Regions from separate parts of the Mus musculus genome. Here regions 2, 3, 4, 5 and 6 are each linked to region 1. A link is a loop called in an ENCODE intact Hi-C map of the cell type or tissue named here. Cell type or tissue: left cerebral cortex. All regions are shown on one strand. Region 1 overlaps Mtch2 (mitochondrial carrier 2). Region 2 holds the start of Psmc3 (proteasome (prosome, macropain) 26S subunit, ATPase 3). Region 3 overlaps Psmc3 (proteasome (prosome, macropain) 26S subunit, ATPase 3). Region 4 overlaps Ptpmt1 (protein tyrosine phosphatase, mitochondrial 1). Region 5 overlaps Spi1 (spleen focus forming virus (SFFV) proviral integration oncogene). Region 6 overlaps Celf1 (CUGBP, Elav-like family member 1).

Evidence for each region. Hi-C counts contacts between places; a loop is a spot of excess contacts. Peaks named below come from ENCODE experiments on the same cell type or tissue, not always from the same donor. Only the 100,000 strongest peaks of a DNase experiment are listed, where the experiment ranks them.
Region 2: a loop joins it to region 1, with 4 times the contacts of the local background. A loop is called at or near these places in 20 of 42 quality-filtered maps.
Region 3: it touches region 1 in a loop (7-fold over the local background); 20 of 42 quality-filtered maps call a loop at or near these places.
Region 4: it touches region 1 in a loop (2.2-fold over the local background); 8 of 42 quality-filtered maps call a loop at or near these places.
Region 5: it touches region 1 in a loop (10-fold over the local background); 11 of 42 quality-filtered maps call a loop at or near these places.
Region 6: it touches region 1 in a loop (2.0-fold over the local background); 3 of 42 quality-filtered maps call a loop at or near these places.

Annotation. Positions count from the first base shown.
Region 1 is chr2:90,863,866-90,868,865 of GRCm38, reverse strand. Mtch2 (mitochondrial carrier 2) reads right to left here. Exons shown (of 13, transcript NM_019758.3): 13 at 2,056-3,682. The coding sequence ends at 3,596. Among named protein-coding and RNA genes, the nearest start is that of Mtch2, 19 kb to the right of the region's middle. In left cerebral cortex, CTCF peaks have their summits at 796 (motif pointing right) and 2,149 (motif pointing left); DNase peaks (open chromatin) are centred at 2,135 and 2,478; H3K27ac peaks cover 1,617 bases.
Region 2 is chr2:91,050,949-91,055,948 of GRCm38, reverse strand. Psmc3 (proteasome (prosome, macropain) 26S subunit, ATPase 3) reads right to left here and starts at 1,933. Exons shown (of 12, transcript NM_008948.2): 1 at 1,618-1,933; 2 at 1,291-1,374; 3 at 845-970; 4 at 387-491; 5 at 239-301; 6 at 1-44. The coding sequence starts at 1,701. It also overlaps Gm13778. In left cerebral cortex, CTCF peaks have their summits at 2,765 and 2,971 (motif pointing right); a DNase peak (open chromatin) is centred at 1,937; H3K4me3 peaks cover 1,734 bases; H3K27ac peaks cover 1,207 bases.
Region 3 is chr2:91,059,159-91,064,158 of GRCm38, reverse strand. It overlaps Psmc3 (proteasome (prosome, macropain) 26S subunit, ATPase 3), which reads right to left. Exons shown (of 12, transcript NM_008948.2): 12 at 4,721-4,905. The coding sequence ends at 4,795. It overlaps Slc39a13 (solute carrier family 39 (metal ion transporter), member 13), which reads left to right. Exons shown (of 10, transcript NM_026721.3): 7 at 453-503; 8 at 707-839; 9 at 996-1,095; 10 at 1,181-2,378. The coding sequence ends at 1,256. Among named protein-coding and RNA genes, the nearest start is that of Psmc3, 7.6 kb to the right of the region's middle. In left cerebral cortex, a CTCF peak has its summit at 2,870 (motif pointing right); DNase peaks (open chromatin) are centred at 146, 1,385, 2,927 and 3,315; H3K27ac peaks cover 1,609 bases.
Region 4 is chr2:90,912,116-90,917,115 of GRCm38, reverse strand. Ptpmt1 (protein tyrosine phosphatase, mitochondrial 1) reads left to right here. Exons shown (of 5, transcript NM_025576.2): 4 at 2,941-3,132. Among named protein-coding and RNA genes, the nearest start is that of Ptpmt1, 3.4 kb to the left of the region's middle. In left cerebral cortex, a CTCF peak has its summit at 2,257 (motif pointing right); DNase peaks (open chromatin) are centred at 341, 1,416 and 3,175; H3K4me3 peaks cover 1,136 bases; H3K27ac peaks cover 2,408 bases.
Region 5 is chr2:91,098,474-91,103,473 of GRCm38, reverse strand. Spi1 (spleen focus forming virus (SFFV) proviral integration oncogene) reads right to left here. Exons shown (of 5, transcript NM_011355.2): 2 at 3,948-4,044. Among named protein-coding and RNA genes, the nearest start is that of Spi1, 4.3 kb to the right of the region's middle. In left cerebral cortex, a CTCF peak has its summit at 1,877 (motif pointing right); DNase peaks (open chromatin) are centred at 100 and 1,884; H3K27ac peaks cover 200 bases.
Region 6 is chr2:91,016,354-91,021,353 of GRCm38, reverse strand. It overlaps Celf1 (CUGBP, Elav-like family member 1), which reads right to left. Exons shown (of 14, transcript NM_198683.2): 14 at 1,857-4,788. Among named protein-coding and RNA genes, the nearest start is that of Gm13777, 12 kb to the left of the region's middle. In left cerebral cortex, a CTCF peak has its summit at 2,736; a DNase peak (open chromatin) is centred at 2,762; H3K27ac peaks cover 2,158 bases.

The DNA of each region.
Region 1 (5,000 bases):
AGATGTCTTTACCTGATGAGCCATCTTTATTCCCTACTAGACTTTTCATGATCTTATCATTTGTGCATCTCTCAGTGGACAGGAAACACCATGGAAGACAAGAATATTTACCACAGGACTTCTGTCCTCTGCTGTGCAGAGGGGTAGGCTGGTATTGAATTCCAGGGGCAAGTGAGCAGGACAATGCATGGCTGCTCCCATTCTCACCCCTCTCCTTTGTTTTTAGCCAAAAGACATTCTCATCAGTCCTTCTGCCACCAGGAAGGCAGGGTCCCAGACTGGATAGAGAATGTGCAATGCTGGGTCTTGTCCTTACCTAACCTTTGGCACTTCCTGCTCCTCGGAAGCAGATGCAGTACCTGACATTTGCCATGGAAACCTGGCTTTTCTAGGGAACTCTTTTGGCTGCCTTTCTGAGGTAGAGGTTGGTGCCACATAGTTTCAATTGGAGAGTTGGAGGCTTAGTGTCAGTTTGTACCCTCACGACCCTGCTCTTATATAACTGCTTTGTCTTGCTGTCCTCCAAGTCTGTCCTCTGCCCGGATTTCCCTGTAACTATCAGGATCTATTTGAAGATGTTCTTCAGGGTTGTGGCAAGTTTGTTCCAGAGCAGATGTTTTAATACAAATCGTACTTAAATGGTTGTAGACAAGTGATTTTGGACCCTGTCACTTCTGAGACATGGCCGTGAGACAGTGGTAGGCTAGGTTAGTGTGAGCAGACTTGTTTTTTTTAAGATTTATTTATTATTATATCTAAGTACACTGTAGCTGTCTTCAGACGCACCAGAAGAGGGCGTCAGATCTAATTATGGATGGTTGTGAGCCACCATGTGGTTGCTGGGATTTGAACTCAAGACCTTCGGAAGAGCAGTCGATGCTCTTAACCACTGAGCCATCTCTCCAGCCCGTGAGCAGACTTTTAACACACACATACAAACACACACACACACACACACACACACACACACACACACACACACACACACTACTAGGCCCTTAAGATTTCTCAAAACTCATGTAAGCACAACTAATGGAAGGTCAAGTTCTTATCTCCCCTAGAAATATAGTCTTTAAAAAAAGAAATAAAGAAATGGGCCAGGTGGCAAACACCACTAATTCCAACATTCTAGAGGCAGAGGGGGATGATGTCTTAAGTTTGAGGGCAGAGGCTCTGGACTGGAGTTAAGAGAGCTTTGAGCCACCTAGTCTGAGTGCTGGCAAAGGGAACTCAGGTCCCCTGCAACTGTGAGCCTTCTTAACTGTTGGTGTTGCCCCACCCAGCCCACTCCAGCTAGTTCTTCTAGAAAGCCCAATAGGGAGCTGAGCACTGTCAAACTATAATCCCAGCAAATGGAGGCTGAGGCCAGCATGGGCCACACAGAAAGACCCTGCCTCAGCTAAACTAAGCTAGGTCATTTTAAAACCAGCTGTGGCCAGGCTGATTCCAACCCTTGGGAATATCAGAAAGTCAAAGACAACTAAGCTATTATTTTGAGAGCTTATCTCACAACAGAACACTGCAGACCAGTAAAACAATCTAGAGAAAGTGCTAGAGACCAAGAACTCAACTGCAATTCTCCTCTTAGCCTTCTTTGGTGCTGGCATTTCAGCCATGAGGCATTGTGACTGTTTGAGACAGAGTCTACATAACTCAGACTGACCTCAGGCTGTGATCCTCTATGCTTCAACCTCCTAAACTGTCAGGATTATAGACAGGAACAGGACTCATTTCTGAGACAGGTTCTCAATATGTAACTTTAGTTGGTCTATAGCTCACTATGTAAATCTGCCTGCCTCTTCCTTCCAAGTGCTGGGATTAAAGGCATGTGCCACCACACTCAGCTAGTATCTGCTTTTTGATATAGCATCTTTATGTAATCTAAGTTAGCTTCAAACTTGCTATGTCATGGATGATCTGTGAACTCCTGACCTTCCTGCCTGTATCCCCCTGGTTTTGAGTTTGTATCACTGCCCCCATTTTTTCTGATCTGCAGTTAGAACCCAGTTACCAGCTTCTGTTAGGTAAGTGCTCTACCACTAAGTCACACCTCTAGAAATAAGACTTTTAATTTTCACTGAGCAATCCTAGACCATTCAGCAGGCCAGATGCACAGGCACAACCAAAGTTCTGCTGCCCTCTGGTGGTGGACAGGTTCTCACAGCCAGCGGTGCTCAGAACCGGGGAGCGTATATGTGTACAGAAGCAGCAGGCTAAGCATGGTGCATTTTCCTACATCATCTTTACTTGACTTTTTTTCTGGGAGAAAAGAGTAGGTAATGCAAAACACATTTTATATTAAAACAGATGCAGATAATAATGAATAGAATATAAAATTTACATTACTTTTGAGACAAAGTACTTTTGACATCAAAGACATTTCAAACTAAGCTACTCATGAGCTTCTGGTCGCATCCCTAACCCTGAGTGGGAGAAGACCCTGCGCGCTCACACTACCTAACATCATGGCCTCTGCTGCATTGACAGAAGTCTAAAAGCAGCAAAGTCAGTGCTTACTCATTTGGCAAAGTATCAGGAATCGACACCACAGGGCTTTCTCATCTTATGAGCATTTTAACTGCCATTGAAAGGCCTGAGTGAATAGGAAGGAGCTCAATGCTTGAGTTGAAAATTTTCCTTCTAAAGTGATTTTGCCTTCATTAAGTGTTTTTTACATGCCTAACTGAGGGTCTGACATTTGAGCTGGACAATATCCTAAGAACCATGTGGACTTTGGTCCACGTCATCAGATAAGGAGTTACACTTTCAAGGGTGTCATCAGAAATAAGACCCAAACTACTCACCTTCTGCAGTAACAAGAAGGAAACAAACGCTTAGGAGCAGAAGCTTATAGGCAATGGGAGCCGCGGTGAGGCCAGACCTTGGAGGCTGTGGGCACTGAGCACTCGGGGTGCTGCTGTGTGTGCTGCAGTGCTTGCTTCTCGTGCTACACGAGGCTAGGAGCTTCTTTGGAGTGAAAGGCCATCATACTCCCTTCCTTCCCAAAGCTTCCTTAAGCCTCTGTACCTGACCTTCTTCTTGGTGGTGGTGATGCCTTTCCCTTCTGTAGGAACAGAAGGCAGAAATCTACAGTAACTCAGCAGCACTGAAAGGTAAGATGGGTCGGCTGCTTGGAAGCATGGTGGGAGGTAGACTAGTGGTTGCTGCTGACTTTCTAGCATCTGTCTACTCAGGTCATTCATAAACTCCCACATGGTATGCTTTCTTAATTTTATCAACTTATAGAATTAGCTGCTTCTTATTGGGGTTCTATTCTTCATTTGACAAAGCCCTAACCTGAGACTCAAATCTACATGAAAACCTGCTTGTTCCTTTAGGGAAATGTGTCTGTTTTCTGTTTAAAACAAGAATTTGGAGAAATAAATGTCTCACTTCAAATAACTAATGGGGAACCCCAGTGGTAAAAGATGTTGTGCTAGGACAAAGAACAAAAAAGGCAGACACCAATCACCTCCATTTTCCCAAGATTAAATGATTATTAAAAAAGCGTGCCACACTGTATAGAAATCAACATTCTCTCCCATAATTCTGTGCATTGGGACTATAGAAATGTCACTGTCCCTGCCCCACATCTTCAGATTAACATTCTTAGGTCATAACAGTAAGTCTTCCCACAAGGAACCTTCCGGAAAAACAAGCTGTTTCCTCGGCTCATATTTCCCTGGAAAAGAAAAGAAATAGAAATAAAGTCTAGCATGAAGATGAACACGGCAAATCTAAACCAGCACACAGAACTGGACAGGTTTCTAGGAGATGTAACTGAAATGAGTACGTCAAGACTGGACCCAGTAAAGCCGTGTCATAGCATTTTCATTAAGTACCTCTTATACCAGTCTTTTTCATATATGAAACACTGTTGTTTGAATAACATATGAATAACACAGATCTTCACAGGCTAGTCTGAGAATGTTGTAGAAAATGCTTAGCTTTATCTGATATAGCACAGATTCTCTAAGCATGTACAGGATCAATGATTTCCCAGATGAGGTCTGTCTGGCACCTCAACCCGTTTTCTATGTTCTTTCCTCCTACAACAGGGCATTGCTTGGGAATGGGAATGGGAACCGCAGTAGGAAACTGTCCTATAAAAACAGTTAAAATCTGGTCTGGAGAAGAGCTGGGGGTGCAGCTCAGTGGTGAAGGGTTTCCCATACATGTGCAAGACCCTGGGCTCAGTGACCAACACCACAAAAAGAAATTGAAAAACAGTTATGGAAAGGTAGCATTGTGGCAGAGCTCTTGCTTTTTATTTGGAAGGCTCTGGGTTTGATCCTTAGCACTCCAGGAAACAAAAACAAAACAAAATAATAAAAACAACAAATCAAATTAAAACAAGAAAGGGTTAGTAAAACTCAGAAGGAAACCCACAACATCAATGGCACTGAACTCAAAGATTCTAGCTTGGATTCAGCTAGCATAAACAGTGAGCAAATGTAACCATAGTAACAACTGGGCCTTTTCATTCAGAGTCTAGTCTGGGAGAGCCTGAGTTCTGTGAACAAAGCCTTTCTCATCTATATCTTGGGTTCTGTGAAGTAATGCAACAAAGAGCTTCTTTATATCCTTTCTCTGCAATCCTTTAAAAGTGATTGCCACTCAAACCCATCTGTAAACTGATGGCCAATTTATGTGACCCCATGCTAGAGTTAGTCTATCCATTATATTAGTGCCTAATAAAACTTCGTCTAGATTGATCAAAAATATTTGGTCAATGATATAATTCCCAGCAGTAACCATAAACTATAGTTTTGACAAACTCATCCACTAACAAAATAGGAAGCAACAGCTAGTTCTGTAGGTATCACTTTGACAAACTTTTGTCAGGTAAATAAAGTAATGTCTTATTTTCAGTCTTCACATCTAACTGTGAGGAAAGAAGTACATAAGAGGTTCTCAGGAGTTACAGAAAGACAAGTCTGCTGGGCGGAGCTCAGTGCAGAGCATGTGCTCAGCCTGTGTGAGGTCCTGGGTTCAATTCC
Region 2 (5,000 bases), 190 kb before region 1:
GTGGGCAGGGTCTCCAGGATCAGATAGGAGTCTTTGTTCACACCCTGAGAACAGAGCATGGAGCTTTTGTGTTTATCCCGGTTCTGTCTAATGCTCCAGAGGACAGTGATTTGTAGTCTAAACAGAGAGCTACAGCACTGGCAAATTGCAAGAATCAAAGAGGCTGCAGACAGAGTCGCTGCAGCAGTGGCAAGGCAGCTTACTGGAGAATCCCTGCCCGTGCGCAGGTATCACTCACCACCAGGTCTCCTGGCTTCAGCTTTTCTGCATCCACCAACCCAATCACTGGCAGGAAGTATGTCTGTAGGAAGAGTTACAGGCAGTCGTAGCTACACGGAAACTCCCCCATGCTGCCCCCTGCCCAACTGTGACTGAGCCAACCTTACCTGTCGGGTAGAAGTTTTGATCACCGCACACTTGCCCTTCCTCTGAGAGTCCAGGTCAATGTTGGCACCATCCTCCTCCTGGTCATTGGGGTCAACGTCCAGCAACTAAGAAAGAAAATAGGCTCAGTTCCCTTCCCAAAATCCACTACTGTGTGTGCTCAAACAGTTCCCTAAACCCACAAGGCCACAGGCCTTCCTTCCCTCCTCAGTCTAGCCTTAAGCTTAATAAACATAGATGATGTGTTAGGGGGTTGACAACACCTTTGTTGAGGTGCTGCTTCTGTTTGCAAAGTTCATCTGCCCCAAGAAGGAACAAAAGAAGAAAATGGCAGAAATCTGTGACACTTCTAAGGTCTTTGCAGACTTAAACATTGCTTTTTACACTCTACCCTATGGGCCCCATCCCTAGATGTCTCCAAGCCTCCTGCCTCCTCCTCTTCCCACACACAGACACACACCTCGATGACATTGGAGACAAGGTACGGCAGGGTTTTGTTCACTTTGATTTTCTCACTGTTCTCTTTGATTTTGTCTTTCATGGCTTGGAGTTCATGGGTGACTCGCAATACTTCACTCTTCATGATCTGGGATAAGAGAAAACCAATGTTCAACCCTGATTCAGCCTGCATTCATTACAGCCCTCTAATAGATGAGGTCCAGGTTACCCGGGAGACCCATCCAACCAGATCTCAGGCTTTCTGAAGGCCCAGCCTGTACATGTCCAAACTGCAGAGGTCAGGACAAGAGGCCAGTGGGAAAACCTCCTGACAAAGCGGCTGTGGGACAGGGCTAGGTATTTTCCATGGGTTTGAGTGTGAATTCATCCCTCTCTGAGCCTCGGGTTCCTCATCTGTAAAATGGAGATCTGAGAACTCCGCTGCCTGCACCGGAGCCAGGAGCCCACCTTGATCTCGCTGTCTAACAGCCGTGTGCGCTGGACAATCTCTTCCGTGGACATCTTGAGCACCTCCTCCCCAATGCCATCTTGCTGTTCAAATAAGAGAAGAAGTACTTATTTACTGTAACTCAGAGCTGCCATCCCACGGTCCCACAGCCCCCTCAGCGCCTGCTTCCTTAACCCAACAGCAGGATGAAGTCGGGACAACCCAAGAAGCTCTGCAACCAGTCCAGACCGGACCTGGCCTTCCAGCCACCTCCTTTCCCGGCCTCCAAGAACGTCTAACCTTATAGCCCAAACTTTGGGACGCCCCTCAGGTCTCCCAACACTCACCTCAGCTTCATCCCACACGGTCGCCATCTTCTCCTGCCGAGTCACTGGACTCTCGGGCGTCGGCAGCAGATTCATTTCCTGCATGAAGAGGCCGAAACTGGGAGTGCGCACGAGCCCCTGAGGGAGCCCAGCGCAGCCTTTCTCAACGTCTTCTCTCCACCCGTGGAGAACTTCACCCGCGATTCCTGACGCGACAGAACGGGTTCTGTCCGCGTCTCCGAGCGAATCTGCCGCTGGGACTCCACGAACCAAACCGAGGCTACAGGGCCCGCCCCGTGGCTCGCCGGTTGCTCCGGTTTGTGCGGGAGCGAGGGCTGGGCTGCTATTGGCCGGCGTACAGGCGGGGCGGGGCTTGCTGCACAACCGGAAGAGGCGGGAGGCAGGAGAAAGCCGCGGAGTCTTTCGGGAAATGCAGTTTTTAGCCTGGCGGATAACTGAAAAGGAGTTTGCACAGGTGCCGGTGCAATCTAAGAACCCAGGTAAACTTGGAATTCACGGATTTGCAAAATGTCCAGTGTGGTGGCGCATGCCTTTAGTCCCAGAACTCTGGAGGCAGAGGTAGGCGGATCTCTGAGTTTAAGGTTAGCCTGGTCTAGAGTGAGTCCAGGAGAGCTAAGGCTACACAAAGAAACTCTTGTCTCAAAAACCAAAAACAAAAGGGAGGGAGGAAGAGGGGGGGGGGAGAGGGAGAGAGAGAGAGAGAGAGAGAGAGAGAGAGAGAGAGAGAGAGAGAGAGAGAGAGAGAGAGAGAGAGAGAGAGAGAGAGAGAGAGAGAGAGAGAAAGAAAGAGAAAGAAAGAAAGAGAAAGGTTGAAAAGAAACTGCTAGGTTTGATGGCACATGCCTGTCATCACAGACACTGAGCCACTGCAAAGATGAAGCAGAAGGATTGCTGCATATTAAGGCCACCCTGTGCTACATAGTGTATTTCTAGCTATTCTGGTCACACTGTGAGTCTTAAACAAAAATAGCCTAACAAAACCCAGATAAACCATTGCTTCTACTAATATTAATGCAGATCTAACTGTCCACATAGGGAAGTTATTTTTGTTACAATGTACTGTATATATGTTTCTACTCTTGTTTAAAGTATTATATCTACACAACTCATGTGCTGTAAAGTTCTAGTCCTTTAAAAAATTTTATTTATTTATTTTGATTTTTCGAGACAGGGTTTCTCTGTGTAGCCCTGGCTGTCCTGGAACTCACTCTATAGACGAGGCTGGCTTGAATTCAGAAATTCACCTGCCTCTGCCTCTGCCTCTGCCTCTCAAGTTCTGAAATTAAAGGCCACCACTGACTGGCAGATTTATTTATTATTATAAATAAGTACACTGTAGCGATCTTCAAATGAACCAGAAGAGGGTGTCAGATCTCATTATGGGTGGTTGTGAGTCACCATGTGGTTGCTTGGGACTTTCAGAAGAGCAGTCTTACCTACTGAGCCATCTCTGCAGCCCAAGTTCTAGTCCCTGAAAGCTGCTATTACAAACTGTTTAGGATAATCTGAAAGGCAAGTTAGTAATTAGTTACCCATAAATAATGACATTTATGGTCATGTTAGATACTAGTTTAGTTAATTACAGAAATAAGCTTTATTTAGTCTAAAGATGTTTTCAAAGTTACACAGGTTGTAAATAGCTATAAACAAGCAATGCTTGCCTATTCAACATAGTCTATGTCGATAGATGGTCTTCAAACACTTCAGAGATCTATAGAATATGGCATTTAAGATGTCTTAATAACAAGGCTTTTTTTGTGAAATTGAGATGCATCAGCTCCTGGCATTACCTAAATATTATTTCAAAAAGATAATGGGCATTGAAGACCCTCCATATGGAGTTTGATTCATATGTGGCAAAGCTAGCCACCTGGCAAAAGACTGTCCTTGCTTCAATTGCTGACAACATGCTGTCTAAACCATGGACAGTGGGACACAGAGGAAGTCAACTGCCAAATGTTTCCAAGACAAGGTAGGCCAGTCCTTCATAATTCCCACTTCACAAAAAAGTGTGTCAGATCCAGGACAGCCAGGGCTATACAGAAAACCCTGTCTCAAAAAACAAACAAACAAACAAACAAAAAAGTGTGTCAGACATTGTGGCCTGTAGGCTGAAGATAGATACCCCACCACTGCAGAGGAACCTTGGGTGAAAACAAGGCAGCCAGCAGCCAGCAGCCAGCGGTCTCTGTCATTGCTGTAGTCTTGGAAGCTGCTTGCTCAGCACTTCCTGTTTTCTCGGGTCTCTGATGGGATTGAAGACTACATAGTTGCAGTCTCACATTAAGCTTAAGTTGTGAACGGTTTAAGAAAATGCTTTTAGGTCTAAGAAGATGTTTTTAGGTTAATACATGCAAGTTATGATAAAAGTGAATTAGGTACAGAACTTTGTACTCAACAAGATAAGATAAAGAAAGGTTACTTTCTTCAAGTTTGCCAAATATAAATGGACTGGACATTATGAATGTAATTTTTGTTTTTGTTTTTTTGGTTTTTCCAGACAGGGTTTCTCTTTGTAGCCCTGGCTGTCCTGGAGCTCACTCTGTAGACTAGGCTGGCCTCGAAATCCACCTGCCTCTTCCTCCCAAGTGCTGGGATTAAAGGCATGAGCCACCACTGCCCAGCATGAATGTAATTCTTACCTGATAGCTTTCATAATTGTTCTTATTGTATACAGTTTATTGATGTTAGAGAAAGAGCCTTTTATTGGACAAAGACAGGGAGAGTTTTAAGGTGATCTTTTTGTGCAATACAGTCTAGCCCAAACAAGGCACCAGAATCAGTAAAAGACCCTGTCTCAGGGGGTGAGAGGAAGCAAAAAGCAAGAAGATACTATTTAGACCTCTATCCTAGCCATGCTCATATCACACACACACACACACACACACACACACACACACACACACACACACAGGGAATACAGGACAGGAGGTGGGAAAGGATGGAAGATCTCAGCCTGTTTGGGTTTCTCATTATGAAGAATGACGGGACCGATCAGTTCTCTTGAGAGTAAAAGAGTAGTGGTGGTTGGGGAAAGATGGGAAAGACAGATGGTTTGAGAACATTGCAGTGCTGAGGGAAATTAGGACTCACCAGGGAACCATCCCAGCAGGAAGCTGAGATTCTGAGCCTGGCCTCAAGAAGAAAGAAAGCAGCTTGGGACATCAGGCCCATCGGGGCCTTGAAAGGGAAGAAAAAGCCCAGATCAAGGGATGAAGGAGGCCCTGCAGTCAACACTCTGGTGCCGGTACAAGCTGGAGCCAGGAGGGCATCGGAAATGGCTGGGTAGCTCCATCTGACCCTAAGCTCCTGGGGAAGGGACCAGGGATGGAGAGGATAGTCAAGTGTCCTTTGGCAGCTCCGGTCTCCTCACGCTGATCACA
Region 3 (5,000 bases), 200 kb before region 1:
TGTGCCCTCTGCCCGGAATGTTCTTCCTCCCACTCTTGGAGCAGCTGACTCCTCATCCCTCTGGCCTCAGTTTAAATGCACTTCAGGAGGTATCTGCTGCTCGCACCCTCCAGTTGGGCACCCATCCATACTCTGTCACAGCCCTGCTCAATGTGGAACCGTGGAGGTGTTTGTGTTTTGTAATCCTGACTTACCAAGCATGTCCAACCCGCAGCTTGGGGTCGCACGTGTCCCGGTGTGCTGTGAATGCAGCCCAGCACATCTGTAGATGACATCATATTACCTTATTAAGTCTGAGAAGCAAGCTTTAGTCACTGCTGTCTTTCCTATGGCTACAGTATCCTGCCCAAACTTGCAGACTAAAAGCAGAATCCATGTTTCTGAGGGACTGGGTATGGGGAAGCCTAGTAACCCAGTAAAGGCCCCACAGACTCAGACTCAAATCTCTGCAGATCGGGCTTCTGACCACCATGGCCATCCTCCTGCATGAGATCCCCCATGAGGTAAGTGCCCAGATCCCCAAGGTTCCCATGCTCAACATGGGTGTGCGACCTGTTTGGGGATTTGGGGTGGGCCTTGCCCACTGAGGTGGTCTAGAGGAGGAGGGGGGCTCGGCTTCATTAGATACTGGCCCGGGTGAGGGGAGACAGGAGGGTGGGTGTTCCTGTGATCTGGTTCTTGGTTGAACATCTGACCCTTTCCTCAGGTGGGTGACTTTGCTATCCTGCTCCGGGCTGGCTTTGACCGATGGACGGCAGCTAAGCTACAGTTTTCTACAGCCCTGGGAGGCCTTCTGGGGGCCTGCTTTGCCATCTGTACACAGTCCCCCAAAGGAGTAGGTACGAGAGTGGTAGACAGTGGTGTTCAAGAGGTACACCAGCCAAAAGGCTCCTTTGCCCTGCTGCTATTGGGGTAGTGTCTGCCTGGTGTCCCGGGTAGGAGGGTGGGGATACATACAGTGCCGGAGCTCACTCCCAGCTGGCCCTCCCCTACAGAGGAGACGGTGGTCTGGATCCTGCCCTTCACCTCGGGAGGCTTTCTCTATATCGCCCTGGTGAATGTGTTACCTGACCTCTTGGAAGAAGACGACCCGTGGTGAGCAACCTACTGGGATGATCGCTGGGCCCAGGAGGAGCTGCTGCCTCTGGCAGCCTGGCCTAAGTCTCCCCTCTCCCAACAGGCACTCCCTGCAACAGGTGCTGCTGCTCTGCTCCGGTGTTCTGGTGATGGTGCTGCTTTCATTGTTTGTTGAATAACCACTGCTCACAGCCCACTCTGCACAGCGAGCAATGAGACTCCAGTCTGTTCTGTGACCAAGTGTGAGAGGCAGAGGGTGAATGCTAGAGAGGAGCCTCTCACTGCACAGAGGGTGTGTGGTGTGCACACGCAGCCAGAGTGGGAGAGAGACCGACACTGTGACCCCTGGGTGCAGAGCCCAGAGCCCAACGTAGCACCTGCCCAGACACCCCACTGTCACCTAGCAGCAAGGAATGACAGCACCGGTGCCAGCACAGGCCTCACTTCTCATTGACAAAGAAACCAGCCCAAGGAGCCCAGGGCTACAGCCCAAAGAGAGGGACAGAGCCCAAAGTTGTTCCTCCTTGGGGCTCTAGCCCAAGAGAGAAAAGAAAAAAACAAACCCTCTGCTTACACATCTAGGCCCCAAGCACTGTAGAGGCAGAGGCAACACAGCTTTTCCCTGCTGTCCATTTTCCTTACCCTTCCTACTTACCCCCTCTACAGCCAAAGAAATGGGAGGTGGGTGCTGTGTAGCCCCAGCCCCGACTCAGCACTGATGTCCTACCCCTCCCCAACGCTGAGCAGGCAGCTGCTCCAAGACCTCTCTCTAGGGGCAGCCAGCCTGGCTAGCACGTTTCCCCAACAAATATTCCCTGGCCACACGGGCAGCTCTCACCACCTCCAGCTGCCAAACAGCAGCCTGCAAGTCAGCAAGTAGTCCAGGCTAGCCGTCTCTCAGCACAGCTCTCCGGGATGCTCCTGCCAGCACAGGGTCCAGCAGGCATGCATGCCCCAGGCAGAGACAGTGAGCCTTGCTGCCCTCTCCAGCTCAGGGGCCCTTGTCCTTTGGGTTAAGAGTAAGATGGGGGTGGTGAGGGCTCCACATTGTCAGTGCTCAGGAATGTGAACTGGAAGAATGCTGAAGCCATAATCCCCAACTATTTCCCTTGGCTGACACCCAGGTACTCAGCTGGCCCAATCTACAGCCAGACTCCAGCCCTGCTGCTCAACTGTGGATGTTAGAGATGTGGCCACTGAAGAGTCTGACTGATCCACAGCAGTTATGCTGTGGCTCATCTTTATCTGTAAATACTTGTTCTGTAGATATAAATAAATTACTTAGACCGGCTGCCTCTTCCACATACTAGGGCTGTCAAACAGCTCTTCCTAAGTGCTCTTGACAGGTCTGTTACACTTGCTGTGCATCTCAAATGGTTTCCTATTTTCCTGCCATGTTTCATTGTTGGCTTTTTATCCCAGTAATGCTTGAGCACCAATTTGAGCCTTCCTCACCATTGGTGATCTTATGGATGTAAAAAGCCAAGGTATTTATTTCCCTGTTCCCCTTTAACAGTTCTCACCTGGGGACTTAGAGCTACAAAGTCATCTCCTTTTACTTCAGTGAGATTGTAGTTCATTTAAGAAAGCTAGGTGTGGTGTCAGACTGTAATATCAGCAACCAGGAATGGAGACAGCAGAGGAATCTGGAGTTAAAAGGCCAGCCTTCGCTACTTAAGACCCTGTCTCACTTGAGCCTCCCCACACCACCCATTTCCCTAACATGGGCTGGAGAAGAGGGTCTTTACCAAGCTCCCTTCCTCTGACTGCACCATTATCCTCACACAGCAGGGGGCACTGCATCTCCATCGGTAGCTGAAGGAGAATCCTCCACTTTTCCCAACCAATAAACAGCCTTCAGCAGCTCACTGGTTGGGACAAACCATCTGTGTGGTGCACAGATGAGCCCAGAGTAAGTAGGTGGGAAACAGAATCTGCCACGCCCTTAACTGGGAATGCTCAGCTGCCAGTGTCCCATCAGCACAACAGTCAAGAGGGAGATAGTCAAGAGGGAGATCTTCCACCTAAGCTGACCTAAGATAAGGGACCAAAGCCTAAAAGGTCCAAGCCCAGCTGTCTTTACTGTCAGCAGGTGCTCAATGAGGGCTGCCGCTGCCTGCCTGTCACATGAGCCCTGCAGGAGGCTGATAAGCACAGGCCACCCCTGTCCCTGTCCACCACTTTACTCAGCCTCAAGGGATAGAGAAGAGGATCCTGCGATGCTGTGAGGGAGAAGGGAAGGTGAGGGTGGTGCCTACACTCGCTTGTTTCATGGCCAAGAGTAAATCCCATCTGGTTAGGAAGACAGGACACCTACATGTAGGCCAGAGAACAAAAATCACACTTTAGCTGCTGAGCGCCTGGAGCAAGATGGAGCCACACCATAATCGACAGGCAGCACATGGGTAGGGGAAAGCTAGAGAGCGAGCAAGGTGGCCTGCAGAGGTATGCCTGTAGCTTGCAGTAGTCATGTCCGCTCGGGAAAGGGGAGGGGAAGAAGAAAGGAGCAGTGCTTTTTTTTTTTTTTTGCCTCTTTTGGGCAATAAAGTGGAAATTTTTTGAGGATTAACAACTTTGAAAGGCCTTTCAAAGGTTGCCAAAGCCACTGGTAAAACAGCTGGCTGGAAAGTTGAATGATGGGCCAGACAAGGTGGCACACAGCTTAAATTCCAGCACTCTTGAAACTAATCTCAGGGGCCACAGGCCAACCTTGTCTACATAAAGTTCCAGGCTAGCAAGACTACCTGTAAGACCTTGTCAAAAAAAAAAAAAAAAAAGTGACTGATGGGTTTGAATCCCTGCTGTGCCCTCACAACAGTGCACTTTCAGCGCAGCTGCCCAATCGCACCTGTAAAATGAGGACACCCAGGCCAGGGAGATGGAGCTATCGATAGACACACTCACAGCATAACCTGAGTTCTCAGGATCCAGGTAAATACACGGACTCTCTAGTCGCTATCCTGATAAAAGTTATGCATTAAGACCTATTTAGGGGCTGGGGAATGTATCTTATAGTTGGCAGAGTTCGTACCTAACAAATACTAAATCCTAGGTTCCATTCCAGTGCCACATAAAACTGGGAATGGTGGGACATGCCTGTAACCTCAGCACTTGGGGCAGCAAGAATAGGGCTGGCAAGACCACAGCAGACTGAAGGCTGTGGGGCTTCATACGGAGCAGGGCAGACGGCAGAACTCAGTTGGTGAGAAAACAGCGTGGATCTTGCTAAAGGTTAGTTCGTGAACCAGAAAAAATGAGAAAGAGCTAATAAAGTCATGGAAAAATATGTGGCCCAAAAGTCTGGACACTAGGGGATTATTTTAACAACTAAAACCCTAAATGTTGGTTTTACAAGACAAGAACTAGAATACCAAATATGCAAGGTGGCCTCTTCCTTCTGGACTCTTAAGGTCAGAGTGATGGCAATGAACAGTGGAAAGATGACATAAAGAGGCTGGGGGAGGGGGCACTGGGGAGGACTCAGGCAACAGCTGTGCTTGCACCTCCTGCCATGGGGCCTCACCCAGACAGCTGGTTTGGGTCCCATGGCCATCTATAGAATTTTTGAGGCTGTAGCTTCTGAGCAAAAGGCCTTCTCCATACATTCCACTCCCACCCAGAGTCCACAGAGGCTGAGAAAGACTGTGGCGAAGAACAGAAAACACCTTTTATTATCAACTTTAGCCCTCAGACCAGCGGACAGACTAGAGGTGTCCCCTAGGCATAGTATTGTAGGTTGGCTTTCTTCTTGGCCTGAACCTCCAGGATGCCCTCCATGTAGTCCTCATGAGTGAGTTCCGTGGCTCCCCTGCGCAATGCGATCATACCCTGCAGCCGGACAGAGAAGACCCAGAATGCCTCCCTGCACTTCCAACTTCCTAAGTGTGGGTCCCTGACCTACCCAGGGAAAGAGCAAGGCTTCC
Region 4 (5,000 bases), 48 kb before region 1:
TGGCTCACTCCTGGAATTTCAGCCCCCTTAAGGCAAGAAGTTGTTCCAGGCCAGCTTGGTGTATTGTATGTAGTGAGCTCTGGGTCAGTCAGGACACAGGACAAGGAAGTCCTGCTTCAAAATGGGGACGGGGGGTACAGTTCTTCATGCACAGAATTGTACATGTATATGCTACTTTTCCTTTGTTTGTTTATTTTGAGACAGGGGTCTTAAGTCCTGATCCGATTCTCCTGCCTCCACTTTCCAAGTACTGAGATTACAGGCATGTGCTAATACACCCATTTTGTATTTGTGATTTTGGTCACTAACCTCAGTAACTAAAATTGTGACTTGTGTGTGGTGGTTTGAATATGCTTGGCTCAGGGAGTGGAGCGAGAGAACCCTGACTAATACAATGTGCCTTGCTGATTTCATTCATTTCAACACATATTTTAGCATCAGGTTTGAATTAGTTATTGTAGCTTTGGAGACGAAGGCCAACTGTAAGAAAAGCATTTCTTTAAGAGTGTGGCTCATACCTGTTATGTTAGCACTTTGTGAGTGAAGGTGGGAAGATCAAGAACTTGAGACCAGCCACAGTGTGTGGTGAGGTGGAGGCCAGCCTGGGCTACATGAGCCTGTGTCTAAAAACAAAATCACAGATAAGAAAAGGGTACCCTCTTCCTGCCAGGCATAGTGGTGCACACTTTTAATCCAGCTCTCTGGAGACAGAGGAAGGCAGATCTCTGTGAGTTTGAGGCCAGCCTGATCTACAAAGTAAATTCAAGGTTAGCCAGAGCTACATAATGAAATTCTGTCTTGAAACCCCTGCTCCAAAGAAAATTATAAAAGAAGAGCACCCCTTATTATATATGCTATGTTAATAGTTATCATTGAGAATCTGCAGAGTGGGCTGGGGATGGATTTCAGTTGATAAACTGCTTGCCTGGGATACACAAAGCTCAGTGCAGAAGGCAAACAAGGCATGGTAGTGGCACAGGGCCGACATCCCAACACCCCAGAAGCAAGAGGATCAGGCATCCAAGCTCATCCTGAGCCACACACGAGTTCGAGGCTAGCCTGGGGTATATAGGGCCCTTTATAGAAAAAGAACAAAAGAACATGACTGTCCCCGGAATTTCCCAAAATATTGTCACAGGTCTCAAGGGGGTCATTAGCTGTCAGAGTTAATACTCACTAATGTGATCAACTGTATAAACGGAGAGGCCACCAAAGCCACAGACAACGCTTGACATGTGAGTTGCTGCCTTTGTAAGATGGCACTAGCCTAGAGCAAAGAAATCTCCAAATCTCCAGGATGCCTAAGGACCTTCTGGCAGCCTTGCTAAAGTAGCAAGTTCCTGCCTCCAGCCACCCTCACTTCCACCCCCTCAACCCTGATATATTCTGCATATTTACAGGATTTAGCTGCATATTTAACAACTCTGAAAGTGGTTCTGGTTCAGTTGATATACAAGCAAAAATATGCCTTCAGGTTCTGCTGATTTGATTGGTGGGATTAAACCAGCCTTCTTGCAGTCATTAAGTTGCAGGGACTTGCTAAAATAGCAAGGAACATGGAGGCCCACACCTGTACCTTCAGCACCTGGGAAGTAGGGGCAGGAACATCAGCTCACAGGCATCCTTGGCTACACAGTGAGAATTGAGGTCATCCTTGCTTACATGAAACCTTATTTAAAAACCAACAACAACAAAGAAGCTAGTAAAAGCAGCTAGAGTGTATTTGAAGTCTTAAAGCAAAAACACTGTTGTCTAATATAACAAAAGGCTTTATTTCATTTCTCTAGTTTCTTAAATAATGTTACACAAAACCAGGTAGGCTTTTCATTTTACTTTGTTTTTTTTTTTAAGGAGTGAAGGAAGTCTTATTCTATAGGGTAGACTATTCTTGAACTCTACTCACAGCATCCTAGCCTTGGAACTTTAGGCATGAGCCCCCACTCTTGTCTAAAGTATGTTGTTTTAACTTAAAAATAACCCCCTTTTTTTTACTATGTACCTCTCAAAAAGTGGAAAAAATATTTATGCACTAATGGTAGAATATATATTTTACTAGTGATCCTTGCCTACAGCTGGATCACTGCATAGGCCCTAACTAAGGCAAAAACATGCTTCCTAACGTTATTTTAAGTGGGGGAAATCTCAGGAGCTAACTTGGCAGGCACTACACCACTGACCTACATCCTTCAGCCCCGTAACTTTTGCAGCTGAATTTTTTTAAAAAGATTTATTTATTATTATATCTAAGTACACTGTAGCTGTCTTCAGATGCACCAGAAGAGGGCATCAGATCTCATTATGGATAGTTGTGAGCCACCACGTGGTTGCTGGGATTTGAACTCAGGACCTCTGGCAGAGCAGTCAGTGCTCTTAACCACTGAGCCATCTTTCTAGCCCGCAGCTGAATTTTTTTAAACTTTTTTTTTGTTGTTGTGGTGGTGTTTTTTGGTTTGTTGAGACAGTCTCACTATGTAGCTCTGGTTGGCCTGGAACTTATTATGTAGACTCAAATTCATAGATATCCTATACGTTTGCCTCCCCACAAACTGGGAGCTGGGGTTAGTGTTCTCCCCCACCCGACTATGTTGGTAGGTGCTTAGTGGTTATAAGCCTCCCAATGGGGGTGCTAGAAACTGAACTCTCCTCCAGGAGCAGTAAGTGCTCTTAGCTACTGAACTGTCTCTCTAGACCCACAGTAGATTTTATAGAGCTAATAAAAGAACTAAAGATCCAAGCATTTCAAGAATATTTGAACATAGTTCTAATAGCAGCATGTCTGCTTAGTGGAAGGTGAGCTTTCAATAGCATTTCTGTCTTTGGAAAGAGTTACCTTATAGTAAACCCTGGCATTTGCTGGCTGTTTTGCTGCTTGGGACCTCCTCTTCAAACCATTTACCTCAAGCTTCTTTGATTTTCCTTTCCTTTTTGTTCTGGTTCTAGGAATGGAAGAAAGCAGGAGTTGAGCAGCTACGGCTCAGCACAGTCGACATGACTGGGGTCCCAACCTTGGCCAATCTCCACAAAGGAGTCCAGTTTGCTCTCAAGTACCAGGCACTGGGCCAGTGTGTCTATGTGCATTGTAAGGCTGGTCGATCCAGAAGTGCCACAATGGTGGCAGCCTATCTGATTCAGGTAGGAAAAGTAGCGCTGGAGTAGCCTTGGTACAGCTTTCCAGATGTTCAGTAGCATTGTGTACTGACAGGCCTTGCTGGAGTGAGCCATTACCCACTTCTAGGCTGTCAGAAGGAAATATGGCATCATGCCAAACAGCCATGCTTTGTGCACAGGCCAGCTTCTCTGGTCCTGCCCTTACCAGTCAGGATAGATAAATGTGGATTCTCCTCTCTGATGCTGTTTCTTTAGCTTAAATGTGACAGGAAACTTAAATGAGAAGGTATGTCAAAGTGCTTGCCTGCACAGGTCTTAAAGAAAAAAAAAAGGAGTTTGATTGTTAAACCCAGCAGAAGACTGGAAGAGCCTTATTTTTTGTTTGTTTGAGATAGTATATTGTTATATAGCCCTGAATAGCCTGGAATTCATTATAGAGACTGGGCTATATAATTGAGGCTTGCAGCAGTCCTCCTGCCTCTGCCTCCTGAGTGCTGGGATCACAGGAGTGCACCACCACACCTGGCCCAGTTTAAATAGCATGGCAGGGGCTAATTCAATAGTAGAGTGCTTGCCTAGAGTGCATGAGACTCAAACTGAGTGTGAGGACCTGCACATGTGAGATGGAGGTGGGAGGATGAGGTTCCAGGACATGCTCAGATACCGGACTATGGAGCTCAAGGGCCAGAACAGCAGGTCGGAACACTTAGTGTTGTAGTGCTGATCACTGCTGGCTTTATGGCATTTCAGGATAAAGCTCTGACATGAGTTTTTGTTGTTTTACCATATTTTCTTATTTTATGTGTATATGGCTGGGGACTTTGCTCAGTGGTAGAGTGCCTGCCTAACATATATGAAGCCCCAACTTTATTCCCTGAAATGGGAGGGAAAAGTATTGATTGACAAGTGGAATGTTTTAAAAATATTTAAACACAAATGTGTTATCGTCCATTATCATTACCTGATATCTTTCCCTTTCCAGGTGACTCATTTTTGGCCATTAGTCTGGTTCTTGCATAATATTTTTCAGTCAAATAGGTAATTTAAGGAAATATAAGAACTGGCCTAGCCCTGTTAATATGGACTGTGTGTGACTGAGCTATACCAATGCTATTATAGAGACTTTGCTGGAAGCTGGGTGTGGTGGTGTGCAGCTGTAACCCCTGGCATTTTGGAAGTGAAAACAAAGGACCTCTTTGACTTTACAGCCACCTGCTCTGCATAGCATGAGTTTCAGGTCAACCAGGTAGATATAGTGAGACTGTGTCTCAAAAAATACCATGAAGAAAAAAATATGCTGCAGTAATCTCAGGAGAGTACTTTGGTCTAAATGAGATTTGACCCAGCAGGCTAGGGTTGTTTAATTCTGATGAGTTCTAAATCCATGTGCATCCTTGAAACATAAAGGCAACACTCCTAAATTTAAAAAGTACTCATTTTCCTAGCTATGGTGATGAATTTCAGGAAAAGGGCTGCCAGAGGCCCATAGAAGTTTTTGTGTATTTTGTGTCAAAGTCTCCTGTATTATAGGCTGTCCTCAAAGTCAGTTACGTCAGTGAGCATGACCTTAAACTTCTGATCCTCCTGCCTCCCCTCTCAAGTTAACAGTCATGTATCTAGGCACCCAGTGTATTTGGTGCCAGGACTTGAACCCGTAAGCTTCATTCAAGCCTGGCAAGCATTTAACCACTGTGCTATGCCTACTTCTAGAAATAGGAACTTCATATATATATATATATCATGTATGTATGTATATATATGTGTGTGTGTATGCATGTGTATATATATATGTATGTGTGTATGTATATATACATATATGTGTGTGTGTATGTATGTGTATATATATGTATATATATGTATGTGTATGTATATATGCATATATATGTATATAT
Region 5 (5,000 bases), 230 kb before region 1:
TGAGTTACAGACAGCTGTGAGCCACCATAGAGGTGGTGGGAGCCCCGCTGAGTCCTCGGCAGGATCAGCTGGTGCTCTTATCTGCACGGCTCTCTCCAGCACCTGAGCGTTTGCCATTTTGATAGTTTTAAATTAAACATTTAAAAATGTATTTCAGGCTGGCAAGATGGCTTCCACAAGTTGTTCTCTTACTACGTGCACACCACACACACACACACACACACACACACACCCCACATACAGAGAGAGAGAGCGAGAGAGAATATAAAAATAGAAAGCATATTTAAATTTTCACCAAACATAAGGCTATTCAGATCATGTAATTTCCTTGTCCAAAACTCTCCAGTAAGATTAATTACAGCTTAGTAGCAGAGGGCTGTCCTGGCAAAGACACAGGATACAACATATACTCCTCCATGGCCCTCAAACCTTTTTTGATCTGCCTTTTGATGGCCACTTTGGTTTCATGTTGTCTCCTGATGATGATCTGTAGCCATGTGTCTGGCTTCCTGCTCTTGTTTTTGCTGCTCCCTGTCCCCATCCACCTCACATGTATGGTCCTTTCTCTTCAGGAAGATTTCAGCTTAGCCATTACCCTCTCAAAGGCTTCCCTGAACATCATGTGAACAGAGCTTCCACACACCCATGAGTAGAGGAGGGGAGGTGTAAAATGAGTGGAAGGATGGGTATGGGTAGATGAGAGAGTGAGTAGATGAGTGGGTAGATAGGTAGAAGGGTAAATGCATAGAGGATGGATAGATGGATAGGTGGGTAGGTGAGTGGATAGAAAGATGGGTAGATGGATGGGTGATGGATGGATGGATGGATAGATGGATAGGTGGGTGGGTAGATGGATGGATGATGGATTGGTGGATGGATGGATGGATAGATGAATAGGTGGGTGGATGGATGGGTGGATGTATAGGTGAGTGGATGGATAGAGATGGATGGCTATCACCCAGGCCGTGACTCCTTTGGGGTTTGCATATCAGATATCCTCCATATCAGATATTTACATTAGGATTCATAACAGTAGCAAAATCACAGTTATGAAGAAACAAAAAAATAATTGTGTGTCACCACAACATGAGGAGGTGTATGAAAGAGTCATAGTACTGGGAAGGTTGAGAACCACTGCCCTCGCTGCTCGCTTGCTCTCTTGGGTACAGCAATGCTAACAACACATACTGAGCCCTCACCCGGTCCCGTACTTAGCATGGTACACACAGCCTCACAGAGGACACATGTCACCTCATCAACCTGTTATAATTCTGCGAGATGCTTCCATGATCTCAGTTTCCCAGATGAGGTAGGGGCACTCAGAGAGGCTCTGTTGCTTGCCCCAAGGCTGGCAACTGCTGAAGTCAATGAAGAAATTATTCCACTAAGTATCGCTTTCTTACAGTGTGGACACAAAGGACAGGCAGCAATCAGCAGAAGGATGGGAAAGGCAGAAAACTTTTCTTGAGTCTTCTAATAGAATGTTCCAGTAGGGATCCGGGACAGCACCGATACTCAGATGGCTAATGACTGCAGAGGTGGGGGTGGACAGGGCACCCAGAGACCCTGGAAGAGTCTCTGAAGGAATTCTGGGCTTTCGCCTTAAGTATAGAGCCATTTCTATAGCCCTGCTCCAGATACAAAGAACTCCTTGGAACTCTGAGCCAGGGAAACCCAGCTTCTATGAAGTGCTGGCTCCATCTTCAGCCACACTCCCACATCTGATATCTAGATATTCGGGCAACTGCATAAAGGTAAAAGTGAGGAGGCCAAACTCTTGAAGGAAATGCCTCTATCTAAACGTAGACTAGGCCAAAGAGAAAGCAACCGGGACTGAGAAAGAGGCTCCAAGCCCTGCTTTGCTTGTGAGACCTGAGCCACCAGGGGGAGCCCTCCTCAAACTCAGGGAGATTTCGGTCAGTCCTCCAACTCTGCTGGAAGGGTGGGTGGCTATGGTGTCAGTCACTCAGACCTGGTTCTTAATCTGTGTGGGGGAAAATAAGTATAACGCAGGCGGAGATAACGTATGTTATCTGAACTTCACCCAGGGAGGGTGTGTTTCTTGTACACTTTGAACATGTCTAAGAAGAACAAAAGAAGGCATTTGGAAGCTTTCCTAGCACTGGGGGTGGGGGTGGGGTGGGGGTGGTCCTGAAAGGACCCTGTGCCCCTGAGGTGGACCCTCCTGGCAGGACACACTTCCAGAGGACTTCATGCTGAGTGCCAGGTGAAGGTGCTCTCAAGGTTTGGCTTCCAAATGAAAAAGCCTTAACTGTGTGGCATCACAAGTGACAGTCCTGGGTGTGGCTGTCAGGTGTGGCTGAGGTGCTGAGCATTTTTGACCTTGAACCTCCAGATTCACGAATTACGGAGAATCCCCCATCCCGGTCTGGAACAAGGTGGCTGTGCTTCCTGGTTTGTTTCAGGCGACCTTCCCCAGGCACTAAGTGTCTCTTCCCTCTCCCCTTAACTTTCTAGAGAACAAGGCTGGGTTTTGGGTGGACAGTTGGGGCCAGGCCTCTTCACTATCTCCATCAGACCTGGGGTGGAGGGCTTGGTGTATGCTGAACAAGGGACACTCGGAGGCTTTCCCTTGACCAAGACTGGAGACCCTCTGGCATCTACTAAAAGTTGTTTGTTTGTTTGTTTTAAAGTTGCTAAGCCTTTTGCCAACAGAATTACCAAGTCCCAAATCTCAGTAGTGCAATAGAGAAAGGCTGTTAGCCACACAGTAAGGAAGGGAGGTTTTCCAAAGGGGGTTTTGGATAAAGGGGAATAGCAAGAAAAGAGAGAACGCGCTAGAATGAGTGGTTAGGAAAGAGCACAGGCACAGGACAGGTCACGTGGACCAGAGGTCACTGGCCTAATCAAGTCACTCAGCTCCCCACCTGTCCTCGTTTATTAAAAAGACCCCAGGCTGCCCAGGCCCAAGCCAGATGGGGTTCCACCCAGTGCTGAGATGGAAAGTGGACTACGCTCCCCTTCGCTAACCCAGACTCTCTCTCCAGTGATAAGCACCCACAGAGAAAAGATTAGTTTTCTTCCGTGGAGTCTCAGCAGGTGTACAAACCACATTTAAGGGCAGGTCGAGCTCCGCGCTCCCTGGGTGGAGGGCCAAGCAGAACGCAACACTGATGAACTCAGTGTGGTTTTGGAGTTTTGTCTTGTTTTTGGTTTTGTCTCACAATACTTTGGGCACTTTTAAAAATCAAACCTTATGGTCTTCTGGTTTTAAATTTTTATGGGACTTCTCTCTCTGTGTGTGAATGTGTTCTCTCTCTCTCTCTCTCTCTCTCTCTCCCTTCTTTCCTCTCTCTTCCTTCTTTCCTCTCTCTCTCTCTCTTCCTTCTTCCCCCCTCTCTCTGTCTCTCTCTCTCTCTGTCTCTCTCTCACTTCTTTCTTTTCTTTCTTTTTTCCCCCCGAGAGAGGATTACAGGGTTTCTCTGTGTAGCCCTGGCTGTCCTGGAACTCACTCTGTAGACCAGGCTTATATGTGTTTCTTGCACTTTTTCTTTTGGCTCTTTTTTTTTTCTGTCTGTCTGTTTGTTTTTTATTTTTATTCTGGTTTGTTTTTATTTTATCTTATGTTATTTTTAAGTGTCTATTTGTTTCCTAATCAGAGAGAAAGTGAAGGTGTGGATTTGGATGGTGGAGAGAATCTGGAATGAGTTGGGGAAGGGCGACCCACAATAAGAATATTTTGTATGAAAATAAATCTATTTTTTTTAAAGTCCCCAAGGACCAGACAAGATAAATGAGAAAGAAACTAAATTTGCCCTTGGCACAAGAAGATGCTCAGGGATCAGAGATAGGGCTGACATTGTGGGATACAGGGATGAAGTTGCTGCCTGCATCTTACTCTCAGAATTCCAAGTAACTTCAGGAGTCTTTTCCTCTCTCCAGCCCCAGGGCATGCTGGGATGAGGGGTGGAGGACCAGGTACTCACCGCTATGGCTTTCTCCATCGCTGCCCACGAAGGAGTAGTAGTCATGCATTGGACGTTGGTATAGCTCTGAATCGTAAGTAACCAAGTCATCCGATGGCTGCCGAGAGAGAAAGGTGTCGAGCCTGAGCTGTTGAAGATATTCCAGTGAGGTTTAAAGCTAAGTTTGAGGCCTGTGACCTTCCCTGACTGGGGCACCTGGGAGCTGCCCAGCCTTTGCTTCGAATCCAGAGCATTCAGGGACACAGTGGGTAAGGCGGTGCGGGAAGTTCAGGACAGCGTGCTAACAATGAGGTAGAGAGGTCAGAGGTCAGCAGATCCAGGGCTAAAGAGAGGGTGCATACAGCCCCTTCCTCACTTCTCTTATTATCCACTGCACCGTTCCACACACACCTATGACCATGGGGGCCTGTTGCCCTCTCCCGTTCCCACCAACTCATCTTCCCCCACACGTACAAACACTCCCTGTGACACACTTATACCCAAAGCCGTGGAGACTCACTCTCACATGTCCACACACTCACTCTTGGGTTCCTGTCTCGGTCTCACACACAGGCATCCTCACCCTCTCGTGAGCCCCCCCCCCCCCCGTCTCACACAGGCCTATACATCTGCTCACACTCACAGACACCCACTGTTCTCTCACCCCCTGCAGGCACACACATATATATTGACACACACAGGCTCACATCGAGTCCCAGCCATCAGTACATTCACATGCCTTTCAGAACCAACCAGGTCCCACTCTCCAGTGCTACCTTGGGGCCCTCTGTTACCGCCTGACCCTGACTCCTCCCCTCCTGTTAGCCGCTGTCCATCTAGTCTCAAGAAGGCACAGTCCGACATGATGACTGTCATGTTGATTATTTGTTTGTACGAAGGTCACCCAGGCAGATTTTGGGGATCAAGGAACTGTCCCTTTTGCCTCCTCCCTCCACTGTCCTTTTGATGGGAGACTCCCTGCCACCATTAATTTCTCTCTTCCCTCCTCTTTGTCCTCCTCTCCTTCCTTTGTCTTTCTTCCCTTCTTTCCCCATCTTCTTTCTCCTCTGCCTC
Region 6 (5,000 bases), 150 kb before region 1:
AGCCTGGTCTACAAAGTGAGTTCCAGGACAGCCAGAGCTACACAGAGAAACCCTGTCTCGAAAAACAAACCAACCAACCAAAGTCATTTAAGTGCAATGGTGGCACAAACACTGATTGTACGTAAGTGCTACTATTTGTATAAGGACAGTTAAGACAGCACATTTTATATGAATATACATAAATAAAAAACATTAAGGGCAGATGAGGTAGCTCACACCTTAAACCTCGGCACTTTGAGTTGAAAGTCAACTTGATCTACATGAGTTCTATGCCGGCTAGGGCTATGTAGTGAGAGACTCTGTCTCAAAAATAAACATTAAACAAGACTGGATAGCGGAATTACAGAGAAATGCTGCAGAGGAGCCTTGGCTCCCACAGGTGGTGGCACTTCTGCAGGAGCAGTAGTGATCAGCAGTCACCTCTGGGCATTAGGTGCACGGTATGAGAGCCACAAGGCCCTGCTGAGTCTCTCCTCACTGAAGCCTGGGGTCACTGCAACTGCCTATGAAAAGCTGGGTAACGAACACACTAGTGTCTGCTTTTGAGACATTTGTCTCCGGTGGTTAAGAGACAAGGGCCTGGGATCTGGACGGTTCAATCTAATTCTGAGTGCCCCCATATTCTAGCAGCAACACAGCTGCTGTTCAACTGACTTGTCAGTATGTAGCTGGGGAGGTGGGCAAGCAGTCCTGTCTAGGAATGATGTAAAGACAGAATGTAGACCGAGCCTCACGTTTCCCACAACAATTTACTGCAGCAAATATTCCAATGGACATTAGTTAGGGTGAATATTTGCAGATTCCTATAAAGTTCTGCTTCTATTTCTGCAGTGTTGGGGATCAAACCCAGGGCCTCACATACCCCAAGTAAGCATTCTACCATTGAGCTACATCCCCTGTCCCAGACTTCTGATTTTAAACACACTTAAAACCAGGCATGGAAGTGCATGATAGTCATTTCAGCATCAGGGAGGCTGAGGCAGAAAGGCTCCTGAGACTGTAAGGTCAGCTGGGATTACATGGCAGGATTCTGTTTTGAGGGGGGGCAGGGGGTAAGAGCAGAAATGGAGACCTAAAAAACAGTAATTAAAGGCAAGTGTGGTTGACAAGAGCTCTGTTATTCCTCATGTGATTATCAAATGGACAGTGTCCAGGAAATACCTGAGTTACACTACCCACCAGGTCCACCCCAAATAGAGGGGCTCCACCCACAAGTCAGCTCTAGCGCCCAGAGAGGCGGCTTCACCTCTGTGAAGACTGGACCACCCAGTACCAGGAGTCTCCATGGAGGGTGGTAGCTGTAGTGAAGGACTGGACAGAGACAGGGCTGTTGCTCGGCCAGAGTCTCTGCCTCTTTAGACACAAGTAGCTGAACTGCAAGCTCCCAGAAGTTCAAAGGCAGTCCTAGGCAGGAGGCTCCATTAGAGAATGATCTAGAATACCTGAAGAATTAACTTAAGGCACCTTAAAGGTCTAACTACTTTTGGGGCTGAAGACTAAAGGCTTGAAGAGAAGGCCATGATCTAGGATTCACACAGGCCATCAGCTGTAATGGAAGAGGGAGGACAAATTAAAGCTACCAAAGTGTTTCAAGGTGTTTCCATATTATGGTTACTTTGTAGAATGCAGACATGTCACACAACTAGCATTCCAGAGAGAAACTGTCTTTTCCTTCGGGAGCTCTGTGTGACTTCAGCTGAATTATCAATAGGTTCTGTCAGCATGGAAGTCACCCACATCCCATCCCATCCCATCCCATCCCATCCCATCCCATCCCATCCCATCCCATCCCATCCCATCCCATCCCCTCCCCTCCCCCCCTTTCCCGGGCAATTGACAACGCAGAAGACAAACAGTTCTTCTCAAACAGTTTAATAGCAAATAAACAAAGGAAGGTACCACACTTGGCAGATACAAAATGACTTTTTGTCTGTGTGTCTGTGCAATTAAAACAGATTTAGGTTCCCCATTGGGACAAAAGGAAACACACACAAAAAGGAAGGAGAGTCCTTTTAAACACATACTCCCTTGCTCCAAACTTTTAACAACTTTTTCTTTTTTTAATCCACTACACAAACTGTGATTAGGTAAGAAAAGCGACACGGGCTCTTCTTGCCCTTTTTTTTTTTTAAAAACCATTAAAGCAAAATCCATAATTTTCTACAGAGTACAACACAAGTTCACACACAAAAGACATCTTTTATAAATCAAACAGGAAAAAAGGAAAGCTCAAACAAGGTCAAGAAAAGCATTTCTACGGCTGAATCACGACTTTGAGTTGATTGAATCCCGTTGTTGCTGCAGAACAGACTGTGCGTTTGGTCATAGTGGCAATTTTTTTCTCTTCACATTGTGAAATCACTTTACATTGTTTTCTAGTAGAAAAGGCAAAAAACTGTACAAAACCCCTAGTGTTAAATACAACGTTTGTACCAATAAAAAACTCACACAGGTTTGTCTCCAAAATGTAAAGTTTCTTTTTTTTTTCTTTTTAAATTATTCACAAAAAGCAGCTGGAAATCAGAAAGGCAGCTGCCGCTCCAGGGTCTCAAATCCATTAAAACCACTACGGAACAATTAAAACAATCAGAGAGAAAAGGAAAAGGAAACAATGTCCAACATTTGGCATTTGGTTTTATCCACAGGTTTTCCCAGAGCTCCTCTTGGAATCGAAAGCAAACTATATTGGCAAGCCCAGCTTCTCAGTACACAGGAAGGGGACCGCAGCACCTCCTGCCGACAGAGGCGCTCTGTGCAGTCAGACTGTGGGCACACAGCAGGCTCTCTCATGCTAGGCGCTGGCATCCTACCACCCCTTCCAGGACCTTAAGCAGCATACTTAAGTCCCCCACTTGGCTGCCATTTCTTCCTAGTAAGGTGGCCTCAAGCATAATATATTGGGCAACCTGTAGGGGTCCCAGAGCAGAAACTGTGCTGGAGTTCCTTCAACACCAGGCAGAGAGTGGATGATGCCAGACCGTGCTTCTCTCCCCACCCCCATCCTTTGCTGCACCTTGCCACCCTTTCCTGGACAACCTTGCTTCCACTTTCCCTCCCACCAGTGCTTAAGTCTCAGTGGGATCTGTCAAAAATCCTCCCTGCAGCCTCTGCTCTTCACAGATCCATCCCTGTCTACTCATTTCCTCTAGCCTCTCCTCCTCTATTCACATTCTTCCAAGTCCCCAAGACCCTGAGGCTGGATGGTGCTACAAGAGAAGAGGGTAAGTTTCCCTTAGGAAACCAAAGAACTGGCTGGCCTGGCACCCGGGAACAGTAGCTATCTGGCTCTTCACCCAATTTAAAAACAGTTTCTTGCCCTTACCCCAACTCTATTAGCTAAGTAAGAGCAGAGCCATAGTGAAGAGCCAGTGCGGGGTGGTTGGTGCCCAGAGCTGTAAACAGTGTGAAGACTGTAGTATTTATTGTGCTTGTCACCTAGGGAAAGCGCAGGCAGGCAGGTATATTGCCACTCAGTGCACCGATGGCCTCCTCTGGGTAATCAGAAGTACTGCCCGCCTGCCCTCCCTCCCTCCGTGATCTAGCCTTGATGCCCTAAGCATCCTGCCTACCCACAGCCACCTTTGGTTCTGCTTCTGCCTCTGGCCCCCTGTACTCCCTGAGCAGAGCAGCCAGCCTCCTGGATCCCCCACTGAGACCTGGAGGCCACCACAAAGAGTGACAGTCTAAGTGCACAGGCAAACACTCTAAGGGCAATAGAGGAGAAAGTTGCCACTTCAAAATAAAACGATACAATCTTGAGAAAAAAAATCAACCCCATAACAATTTAAAACATCTTCTTTGAAACCCCTTTAAATCAGTCAGTTTTTGCACAAACTATAGAAAACAGAGAGGTGAAGGTGATACATACGAAGGTGTGAAGAAACAGCAGGAAACATGCACAACTTGTTTTTTCTGGGCATAATCTTAGTAGGAAAGGAAAAATTCAAAACAAAAAGGCAAAAGAATACAAAACCCAAAAAAGTTGAAAGCATCACATTTTGCTGTGGAGACTGTAGGAAGAAGCACGGGTGTGAGCTGGCTGAGCCGAGGGGAGGGGAGGGGAAGAGGGACCCTAGGGCTTCCCTGCAGGGCTGCTTCAGGAAGAACCACAAAAGGAAAAGAAAAAAGGCTAGCTGGGGCCCAAACCTCAGCATTCAGTGAAAAGGGAATGGGGGTAAGGGTGTATTTCAGACATTTTTCTGCAGTTGAGAACTCAGAAAAACAAAAATTAATAACAACATGCGGTCTCCTCAAGCCCCAAAACTATGTCAGCAAAATGTGTTCAGGAGCCTCAAAGATTTTAGTGACATCTTTTATTTCATTGTTTATTTCAAAGTTGTCTTTAAAACTAAGCACACAGAGGAACAAAGCCTGGAAGCGGACTGGCTGTGTGTTCACAAGGATACAAACACCACACGGCATGTGCTAGTAGGGCTGCTCTGAGACAGTTACAAAGAATTGGAATCACAAAATCAAGTGGTTATCTTATGAAGTTCTAGAAAAATAGATTTTTTTTTATATTCAAATGCAAGTTTAAATATTTTCCCTTCAGCAGTCGTTCTAGCAAAACCAATTTGGCAGCACAAAAGGGAAAAAAAAAAAAGAAAGAAAAAAGAAAAAACAAAGAAAGAAACAAACATAATAAAATACACATCAGCATCAAAGGTCAACACAAGGTCAAAGGTGAGAGTTCAAGCATCAGAGAAGCTGAAGAGACAGGGATTTGGACGATGTACTTGACGCCACATCGACATGCTTTAGGCACAACGATGAACAAACGGCAGGAATCTAGAAAAAAAAACAAACCAGAAAGAGGGAGATCCACTGAGTTACACAGAGCAATACATCCAAACAGAGAGAGAGAACAGGACACTCACTGTATGCAGCCCTGAAATGAGGAGACGGGGAAGGGCAGGGGTGGGAAATGACAAGAACTTTTGCACATGCTAACAATGGACACAGGGGAAAGTTCAAAAGGACATGAAGGACACCAAGAGAAC